Linked DNA regions of Mus musculus: region 2 is linked to region 1. The links are chromatin contacts, found by Hi-C or POLR2A ChIA-PET in ENCODE. All regions are on one chromosome and are shown on one strand. The core of a region is the stretch at or near the end of the contact, and the rest is flanking DNA. Distances in the headings are between cores, read along the strand shown.

Region 1 (5,155 bases), core at 1,484-3,983:
CACACCTTACGGTAATATCACACATTTTTATATGCCATATACAATGAATATTGAATATTTATATTTTCTTAATATATTAAATAATTACAAACGTTGAGGAATGTAGATTTCGTTCATATAATTCTTTATATGGTAAATACTCCTCTGTCATATAAGCTTCCATGTTGGATGAAGATTGCCATCTGTCTTTAGCATTCCTTCTTGAGGACCCAGCACAGAATAAGTGTCCCATACATACTCATTGAATGGTTGGGTGAAAAGTGACCATATAATTTATGCAGAGATTTGCAAATGTTTTCCAATTCATGAAATAGACAGCTCTAATGCTTCTATAAATTTATCTGATGTGGGTACTCCCCCACCCCCCCACCCCCACGTTGTGTGTCTTATGTTTTTCTCACCCTATTTTTAAAGACAGTCTTTCTCTAACTTTGCAGCACACTGTCTTGGCTAGGCGGGCTTCCGGGAGGCTTCTGGAAGTAGACGTGGGCACTGTGGAGTCACACTGTCTCTCAAGCTTGCAAAAGGTGCTTTACTTACTGGGCTGTCTGGTAATTTATCTTACTTCTTCTAGAAGCGTCATCGAAATGACATAAACGTAGGCTCTTCGGGGATACCTACTATAATAAAACAATAGTCAGAAATCCTCTTCTGCCCTTGTAAGTATGGAGCTGACCCTTTTGGAATCAATCATCGTTCAAACACCTGAACATTTTAGTTGTTTTCCAGGGATATTATTTGCTAAGCAAACACCAAGAGAAGCAAAAAATGCAAAATCATGCTGAACAGCAAGACTTCAAAGATGAACTAAGTATGACACTGGTCCCTAGGTCAAAGGCTGCCGTCAGAACCACGCTTCTCCCGTAGGTGGCACTATCTTCTTTCGTCGCCTTGCTTGCAACTTTACTCCCGTCTGCCTGGGCCCTCTGCCTTACTAGCCCTGTTTTAAGTAGCAGAAGACAATAATTACGTTATTGGTGTATCTTTGGTTTTCTTTATCAATAACAACAACAGTCCATTGGGGTACGTCTAAAAACCTTGGCTGAGTTAGCACCGCGTGGTCCCATCTCTCAGTGTCTTCCCCATTTCCTGGCAGAAGTACTACCAAGGAATAGCTGGGGGTTGGGGGGGGGCGGGGACTCTATAAAGCTGTCCTGCTTCTTTGATAATAATAATTTAAAAAAAAATCAAAAGTCAAACACTGACTCCGGGACTAGTGTTTCCTAAATAGAGCAAACTATTCATCAAGTTATGCGGATACCTCCCCTAGGTGGTTAATAATGAACTTTAAAAACTTCACACACTCGGTTGTGATGGAAACATTGGCAAAACATTGTGCCTCCCCACAAGCCCTTTCACTACCCTAAGAGATGGGAGGTGTTGTCACACTGACAGGACCTACACGAGACAGACATGAAATCCGAGGAGCAGGGTAGAAGAAAGGATTGGAAATCCAGATGCTAGTGTGGGAGCTGAAAGGTGGAGGAATAAGGCCTTGGACACTTTACCTTTAAAACTGTGCTAGCTAGAGCAGGGCAGACCCACGTTTGCTTTTCCAGCTCTCGTTTATAAATGCTCCCAAGTCTCTGGAAAACAAATTCGAAGGCTCGGTGTTTCTTCTGAAACAGGCTGGATTTTGGCCAGTCCCTTTGTGACCGTTCGCATTAGAAGATGCAGAAATGTCTAGGCTTTAGGGTATTTTTAGTCAACCCTTCTTTTGGGTAATTGACCCATGCAAGCATTTTATAGTAGGCGACCTAGAGCTTCCAGCGACAAATCCCGGCCCAGCCTCTGGCCCCGCCCTCTGCAGGCACAGGTGAAAGCCGCGTCCCCCAAACTCCGTGGTGCTGACAGGTGGTCTCGCCACGCCTCCCCGTCGCCCAGGGCGCCTGGGGCCACAGCTCCAGGCCACAAGCCACAGCCGCGCGCCAAGCATAGCTTGAGATCAGGCTCCCGAAGTCCGCCTCCTCCTCTCGGGAAAGCGAGGCCTGAGGCGGGTATGGAGGACTGCAAAAATAAAGGGCATCCAGCGCCGGACTTGGGCTGAGGGTGATCGACCAGGCTCTGCTTGCTTCTCCTAGACAAGGGCCTCGTGGAGCACCGCGGCCAGACACATCTAGCCCTGCGCGTTGTGCCCTTCGCCGCCCTCTGCTACTTCATGCGTCCCAGACCCCAGGAATCCGTCCAAGCCCCCAGAGACAGTGACTCCGGGTGTTTACGGTCTACACCAGTCAGTCACCCACGGGACCAGTCAGCCACCCACAGGTCCCAGGCCAAAGGGTCACTGGACCTGGGGAGCCACATTCCCAAGGGCGAGCGGCGGGTGGCAGCACCGTTCTCGCTCCAGTCCAGCTCCGTTGGGATTCACTCCTGTCCCAGCTCCGGAGGCTCCGGTGCCCTGGCCGTTGTAGAACACGCGGGTGGCAGCCGAGAGGAATTCACCCGGACCCCTCCCCTTCCCCAAACTTCTGTGTTTCTCTACGCAGATCTTCCAATCTGCGCTCTTCCGCTCCTCCCACTTGGCTCCCTCCTCCTCTATGGCCCGGGCTTAGGAATCCGTCCCTCCCCCCAACCCGCCGCCCGCCGGGCCCGGGGATCCTCCCCCCCTCCCCCGACTCCCCCGCGTGCCGCCGCCGCCGCCCGGGTTCCTCTCCCCCCGCTCGGGCGCTCCCTGCCAAGCCCATGATGTAATGGTGTATGTTAATCAGTAGCATGTGGGGAGCTCCGGGCGGCTCAGTCCTTCGCGAGCCGACACTGGAGGCAGCAGTGGCGGCAGCGATAGCGCCCCGAACCCGCAGCGCTGCCCTCTCCGCGCGCCGCCAGCCCCGACGGCATGGCCCGCAGCCCGCGCTCCGAGCGCCCCCAACCCCACTGATTGCTGCTACGGCCCCGGACCCGCGCGCAGGGCCCCGAGCCGCAGGGATGAGCTGCGTGGAGGTGAGCGTCCCTTCTGCTGTCCCGGGCGAGGCACCCAGTGGTTCCTCCGACCCTTTCCCGGGGGCTTCGCTCTTCTACCCAGAAGTTCTGGGTGTCAGATGCTGGAAGCGAGCGGCCCCCAGAGGGTCCGGCGCTTAGTCTCTGCTCGCCTCGCCACGGGAGCTGAGATGGGACGATAGAGCCCCTAAACCTAACTTTTCTTCTTTGAGGTCCTTGGGGGGCGTGTGCGGAAGGGAGGAATCTGCATTTCCCTCGGGGTCCGCCCTGCCGCCTGGGAAAGCCGTGATACGGGCTCCCGCGGTCCCTGCGTAAGGCGTGCGCCCCCAACCGCATCGCCTTGGGCCTGGGACCGGAGGGCGAGGACACTCCGGCCCGCAGGCGGCGGCGGGGACCGGGGGCAGGATGCCTAAATCACACGCGCGCGCACACACATCTGATGGTCGTGGGTCAAGCAGGCCCAGGGAAACCTCCCGGGTGGGCTGGCGCGGCGCTGGGGAGTGAGGGCTCTGACTGAGCCGCGCCGAGCTTTGGATAGGGAGAGTTTATTTTTGTCTCGAGCTGTCGCTGCGGCTGCTCACGGCCTAAATCCAGAGGGGAGCCTGGCGGCGGAGATGCTGGCTGTTGCTGTAGATGGAGCTGCAGCCGTACGGCTGCTTCTCCGGGAGGAGGAGGAGGAGGGAGGAGGGAGGGAAGGAATAGGAGGGAAGGAATAGGAGGAGGAGGGAGGAGGAGGAGGAGGGGGAGGAGGAGGAGGAGGAGGAGGAGGAGGAGGAGGAGGAGGAGGAGGAGGAGGAGGAGGCTGGAACCCTGGTTGCCTCTGACACCGCCTCTGCTTTGCATTAGCCCCCACCCCACCCCCGCGCCCCTTCACAGCCGCATTGCAAGTTTTCAGCGCGGGGAGGATCTGTTGCTGGTGCTGGCGTTCGCAGACACAGCCCCAGAGGCCACTCCGGGTGGGGTGTGCAGGGAGCACTTGCGGGTCACAGCCGCAGCAACAGGAAGCCGCGGGGTCTCCTCCCGCACCTGGGAAGGAAGTGTGCAATAGCTCAGCTCGCGCATCCGAGTGTGGAGAGGCCGGCTGGAATTTAGGGGACTTCCCTTCGCGGGACACCCCTTCCCCCAGCCTTGGCTTCCACACACCCCCTACCGAGCTCCCTCTCACTCCCGGATCCCCCTAGACGCTCCAGTCCGCGTGCCGAGGTCTCACTGCAGCTTTTTCTGTCCTTTCAGTAGTGATTGCCGCTTGGGAATGCGGGTGTGAAGGGTCCGAGCTGCCGCCCAGCGGGGAGGAGACCCCAGGACGCCGGAAATCACCATCCTGAAGCTACGAGAAAAGGGGAAGGAGCGATCTTCATTCAGTTTTGTGCCTTGCGAGGGATTTACATTTTTAATCGCTATTTTTTTTTTTTAAAATATCTCCGCGCTACTGTCTGTCATCGTCTCTGGAGAATCAACCAGAACCACCAGAACGTAACTGAACCGATAGAGAGAGGAGAGCAAGGCAGGAGCAGAGTCAGTACCTGCAGCGCCCGGGCACCGGAGACCTTGGAACCAGAACGTGTCTCGGGAGGCCACGGGGCTGCGGCTCCGCCAAACTTTGGGGCGGGCAGGAGCGCCAAGGGGCTTCGTAGACGGAGGGCGGCCCCCTAACCATGATGTTTCGCGACCAGGTCGGGGTGCTGGCGGGCTGGTTTAAGGGCTGGAACGAGTGCGAGCAGACTGTTGCACTGCTGTCGCTGCTCAAGCGCGTAAGCCAGACCCAGGCCCGCTTCCTTCAGCTCTGCCTGGAGCACTCGCTGGCCGACTGCGCCGAGCTGCACGTCCTGGAAGGAGAGGCCAACAGCCCGGGTAAGTGCGCGGCCGTGGATCCCGCGGCTCCCCGGGAATCCAGTCTCCCCGCCTCCAGCCCGGGCTCCGCCCCCGCCCCCCCCCCCCCGGCCTCCACCCGCGGGGACCTGGTCCTCACTGGCCCCGGGGCTCTGAGCATCTGCGTCGGACCCGACCCTTCTTCACTTCCCCTGTCCGCTTTGGGGCTTTGACCATTGTGAACTCCTTAGTCCATTCCGTGTTGTAGCTACGGTAGCATGAATGATTGATTTTTCTCTCCTGCGCTTTCCTTGGAAATAAGTAAGTCAGGTCACGTAGAGTCTGGATTTTCTGCCACCCCCCCCCCCCCTTTCGGGTAACGTGGCTCGCTGGCTTTCAGCAATACACCAGG
Region 2 (5,339 bases), core at 713-3,212, 180 kb after region 1:
GACCACATTCTTTCTCTGTGATCTAGACTTAATGGCACAACGCTGCCATCTGTATGGTGAGTAGGGTTAGGGAAAGATGATCTCAGGTCTTATCAGCTCAAAAATTCTGACTTGAGACTTTGGGTAAATGATTTATTTTAGTTGCAATTAGCAAAGTAATGATTCAGTAGCTCTTCAGTCCAGTAATTTTCTGAACTCTAAAACACCATGCCTGGGGTTTGTTTCAGTTGTACCTTGGCATTTCCTTTATCCTGGGATCTAGGCAAGGTTTGGGTCCTCCGTGTTGTGATGTTTCTTATGGAGAAATGACTGGCAGCTATCCCACAACAGTGGTAATACTGGTAGTCCAGGATGCCCTTTATCCCACAGGGGGCCAGGGAAGGTGAAAGAAACACCAGGCAGGGAAGTTATGGAGTACAACTACTGCATATGGTTCTAGCTTCTAGAAGTAGCTGATATAGCTTTCGGAGATTTATACTAAGTTTCAAAAAAAGAAAAATAGTGTCTTGAGGGCACAGACTATTGTATCTACTTTGGGCATTTTCTAAGTCAGTTCTTCCCAAGACAACAGTAAGTTGGCCCAGCTAAAGCAGAGGCTCTTTGTGTTTTACTTTATTGTGATGAATTCCTTTGATACCTTTAAAGGAACTGTAGAAAACTAGACACACACACACACACACACACACACACACACACACACACAAGTATTCTAGGGAATTCCTGTTTCTCCTGAAATACTTAAACCCCAAGTTAGCAATGCCTGGTCTAGGTAAACTTTAGGGCCCAGTGGGGTTGCCAAGGTTAGCCCTAATCTGTGAGCCATCAGTTGCTACCTAAGTTAAGTAATAACTTTTTCTTTTTTTCCCTCTGGCCATCGCCCTTCCCCCTCTCTGCCCTCCCATCTTTCATCATCCCTTCTTGCCCCTTTCATTTCTCCTTCCATCTCTTGCGCATCTTGCACCATAGATGTTCCAGCTTGGTTAAAAAGCCTCCGCCTGCACAAGTACGCTGCGCTCTTCTCGCAGATGACTTATGAGGAAATGATGGCCCTCACTGAGTGTCAACTGGAGGCTCAGGTATGTGCCTGAGGGGCCCCTTCCCTGAGACAAGGTCTTGAGGTTCAGCATCAGACAGACCTTGTCTTAGATGCAGAAACAGACCTTATCCACTCCATAGCTTGCCCGGATCTAGGAGCTGCCTGGTGCTGGCTGGTGTCCCACGGTGAGTAAACTAGTTTCTTGCCTTGGCAGTTCAGTGGAAGATAAAGACCAGCAGGCAGTCACGGGCCAAGGCAAGGGAGAGGAAGTTAGGAAAAGACAGAGCCAAGTGTACCTTCAAACTCTGGGTGCTAAGGAAGACCCTGTGGTACTGCCAGGTGTGGTATCACATAAGTGTTCCCAAGAGCTTTCCCCTGGCTCTTCTCTTTCCTCCACCAAGCCAAGACTTGTTTGGATAGGGACAGATTCCTCGTCTCTTTATCCAGTCTGGTCACACATCCACTAACTTCTAACTGGACCAGCCAGAGGAAACACTAGCCACTCCGGGACACTCTTCCAAAATCACTCACACTGTCTTAGTTGAGATCAGAGTAAACTGTTTAAAATACATTCTTCTGACCACCCCAAATGGCATGGGCCAGTGAGGGCGGCTAAGTTATCCAGGCCTTAGAATTTATTTCCCTTCTGAAGTCATAAAAGAACAGAATCTCCCCTTCCTTCTTAAGTCTCTCCCCACAAAATCTGAGGGCAAACACCCATCAACAGCACCCCAGAAACCATTTCTGCCATGCCAGGCTCTGGCCAACAGATCTAATGTGTGTTTTTGTTTCTCTTGTTTAAAATGCTATTTGCATTTTTTTTTCAAATTGACCCCAGTTTCCTTTGAGCGACAATTCGAAGAAACCGGTGGTCTAAATGAGTTAATATTCGTTGCACAGGAAGGAGAGATTGGAGCATGTGGGGCAGGGCCTGGCTGCCACATGGCTCCCCACTGACCTCTGCTTTTCCTGTACTTATTCAGTGCCCTCAGATCCCCTTCTGTAGGCCTGGCTAAATACCAGGACTGAGAACAAGACAAAGCCCAGAGTCACTGCACACTCTCAGAGAATGAAAGGCACTAATTTCAACTTCCTAACATTTCTCCCACCACTGCTTGGATCTCAGCTGCTGCCTCGGACCCCAGGGTTTGACAGGAACTATTTGAAAGAGCAATCTGTGTTTAGGTCAAAGTTGAGAGAAAAAGCCAACTCATCAGTTGTTCAGATTTTTAAAAAGAGAGAGAAAGTCCTGCCAAGGATGGTAGCGCTAGAGCCTGACCCAAACTTTTACAAAATAATTGAATTCACTGGATCCGAAAAGTACAGCAAAACAGAAATATATCCCCAGTGCTTGCAAGGGCAGAGATGCCCCTGCCACCCTCTGCCCTTCACTAGTGAAGGAGAAACTCTAGAATGGTTGCCAGGGAACAGAGATGGCCAGAACGCTGCATTAGAGACCTGCTTAGAAAAAAGGGACCCTTTTTACTGGGAAGTGTGTAGCGACTACAATCCACAAGATTCTAAGGAAGTCCCCCCCTCCCCCTGACTGCTGTGGCCAGTTTAAAATAAAAAATCCACAACTCTGCATGCTTACCTAGAGTGAAGTAAATTCCACTTTTCATAATGGAAAGGAAAAGGATGGTCGTAAAGGAACAGAATTCCCCTGTGTGGTGGTTGGTGCACATGGGCGGTACTGGGCTTCACGTCCTTTGCCCCAAGAAAGCAAAAAACAACAATACTGCAGTCTCCAGAGAAACCAAGAGGGACTGAAGTAAGACAACCTGAAGACAGGAGTGTCCTGAACAAAACCAAAAAGGTCATTTAACATGGTGAAAGTGAAGACATCTCACACTGGGTGGGATAATTGGCTGTTATGTGGCTCTCTGTCTTAAAGGTCATGGGCAAACTGGTAGCCAGACGGAGTTAGTATATTGACTAAAAAGGGTTTTGAGTCAGTGGTAGCAACAAGAGAGAAATGTATCCTGGCCTGTCTGTGAACATGTAGGAACAAAAGACTAAGTAGAGCCCAGCCTCTGAGAGCCTCTAAGCTGATTCCTGAATATGTTATGTTCTAATATATTGTTGCATCTGATTACAGAATGTTACCAAAGGCGCAAGACACAAAATTGTAATCAGTATTCAGAAGCTCAAAGAAAGACAGAACCTCCTGAAGTCTTTGGAAAGGGTAAGTGAGCAATGGGCCCAGGACACATTTCCACCTTCCTTGTGGGAACACAGACTAAAGGAACACAGTTTAGAGTGTCACTTACTAGAACATAGGGTGCCATGTGACTTCCCTGTCTGTCAGAGAAAGGGAAATGACCAATGTGAAGGTTCCTGGTCACCCATGCTTCCTTGGATCCTGATGCTATAATGAATTAAGTCCTCTGGGTTCGAGCTGCTGGTGAGCTACTGGGTTTGCCTTGGATGAGCTTCAGAAGCCAGTGCTCGCTCTGCTCTGTCCATCACCTCAGTCTTGGAGGCAACCACAGAGTCTGGTAAGTTGTCCTACGCACAGTAACAGCAGTCACAGAACAGCGCATGAAGTGCTGATGTGCCTATGCCTGCTCTCTAGCGCCCATGTCTGGATTGAAGAAAGAAATCCAGGAGGGGCAAACATCCACGGGTTCACTATAGGTTTCACGGGGGATAGAAAGTATTGGCACAGATAGAGTTGGCTTTAGAGTTCAGCTTAAGCACAGGATCTATCTCCATGACTCAGACAGGAACCACTACAAAAATGTGTAACGCCAAAACCAGTCCACAACTGTGAATCCTGACACCAGCCGGCAGTGATGAGTGAATTATGGGTCCCATGTTCCTTCCTGTGCTGATTTTTCTCATGGAAACAAAAAGATGCCTGCAGACTAACAGTGGTTCCTTGTTTGTGAAGCTACCTGTTTGCTCTGGTGTGGAGAGCAGTTTCCAGATGCCTGGCATCTCGCTATAGATTGTGAGTCTGAACCTCTTAGAAACTCCAGGGAGCCTTCAGGGAGGGACAGAGTACTAAGTGAGGCAGGGCTCTAGCAAGTTCCTAAAGCAGGTGACTTAATGGAGTGGGAATGTTTTTATAAGTTGCTCACAAAGATATATGTGCACTTAATTATATGTGTATGTGTGTGCGCGTGTATACTGTTAAGTTGCATTTAATATGTAACATAAAACATCATTTATATTTGGAAAATATACATATAGTATCAAGAAAATTCTTTTTAAATCCTTTTGGGCAGATAGGTAAGAAGTGCTCACATGCTCATCCTGATTAAAGAGCGTTCCTAGCTAAAGGGATCTGCAACCCTATAGGTGGAACAACATTATGAACTAACCAGTACCCCGGAGCTCTTGACTCTAGCTGCATATGTATCAAAAGATGGCCTAGTCGGCCATCACTGGAAAGAGAGGCCCATTGGACACGCAAACTGTATATGCCCCAGTACAGGGGAACGCCAGGGCCAAAAAAATGGGAATGGGTGGGTAGGGAAGTGGGGGGGAGGGTATGGGAGACTTTTGGGATAGCATTGGAAATGTAATTGAGGAAAATATGTAATAAAAAATATTTAAAAAAAAGAGCTCTCCTAAACAAAGGGAATCACACATTTCGTGCAAGCTCTCCACCTAAACCCGAGGTTTGGGTGTTGTTCTTAATTTTATGCTAAGTCCTCTGCCAAGCAGCTTGTCTAACGGAGTGATTATGGCTATTTTTAATCTAAGAAACTGTTCTCTTTTGGAGAACATTCAAAAGGCCAATTTACCCCGTGTCCATTGGAAACTATAGAAAGTGTTCTGAATGAAGATTATGTTGTAAGCCAGTTCATTTCTAGAGCATCCTTTAAGAATTCATTAACAGCCTCTGTGGATGAGAAAGCAGAGCTCCCTCTTGCCCTCATCCTTGAGCTGACATACATGTACCGTATGTCTGTGTGTGTGTGTATGTGTATGTGTGTCTGTGTGTAAATGTTTGTATGTGTGTCTGTATCTCTGTGTGTGTGTGTGTCTGTGTGTATGTGTCTCTGTGTGTCTGTGTGTACGTGTCTGTGTCTCTGTGTGTGTCTATGTGTGTGTCTCTGTGTGTGTCTGTGTGTGTGTGTATGTGTGTATGTGTCTCTGTGTGTCTGTGTGTGTGTCTATCTATATGTGTGTCTCTGTGTGTGTCTGTGTGTGTGTCTGTGTGTGTGTGTGTTACGAGGGTCATGTTCTTTTGACTTGGTGTCAGTTAAGTCAGGGATGCTCTGCTTTCTAGAGTTATACCTATAATTACATTGACTGTACAACAGTGCTTCCACCATGGTTTCCTGAAATGGAA

Evidence for each region. Hi-C counts contacts between places; a loop is a spot of excess contacts on that map. ChIA-PET counts read pairs that join two places held with the same protein, here RNA polymerase II (POLR2A).
Region 2: POLR2A ChIA-PET joins it to region 1 with 15 read pairs in Patski. The contact joins the enhancer-like site here to the promoter of Samd4 in region 1. A Hi-C loop is called at or near these places in 2 of 37 maps with a recorded cell type or tissue (T-helper 17 cell and mouse embryonic stem cell). POLR2A ChIA-PET finds 5 or more read pairs at or near these places in 1 of 5 experiments (Patski).

Annotation. Positions count from the first base shown.
Region 1 is chr14:46,880,232-46,885,386 of GRCm38, forward strand. Samd4 (sterile alpha motif domain containing 4) reads left to right here and starts at 2,734. Exons shown (of 13, transcript NM_001037221.2): 1 at 2,734-2,937; 2 at 4,168-4,785. The coding sequence starts at 4,590. It overlaps Gm34934 (a long non-coding RNA gene), which reads right to left and starts at 2,568. Exons shown (of 2, transcript XR_383407.3): 1 at 1,509-2,568; 2 at 1-940.
Region 2 is chr14:47,063,254-47,068,592 of GRCm38, forward strand. Samd4 (sterile alpha motif domain containing 4) reads left to right here. Exons shown (of 13, transcript NM_001037221.2): 5 at 967-1,076; 6 at 3,135-3,221. Among named protein-coding and RNA genes, the nearest start is that of Gm10371, 50 kb to the right of the region's middle. Within about 2 kb of position 1,963, at least 1 of the 3 ENCODE cell types and tissues checked has a DNase peak (open chromatin) inside an H3K27ac peak, as active enhancers do.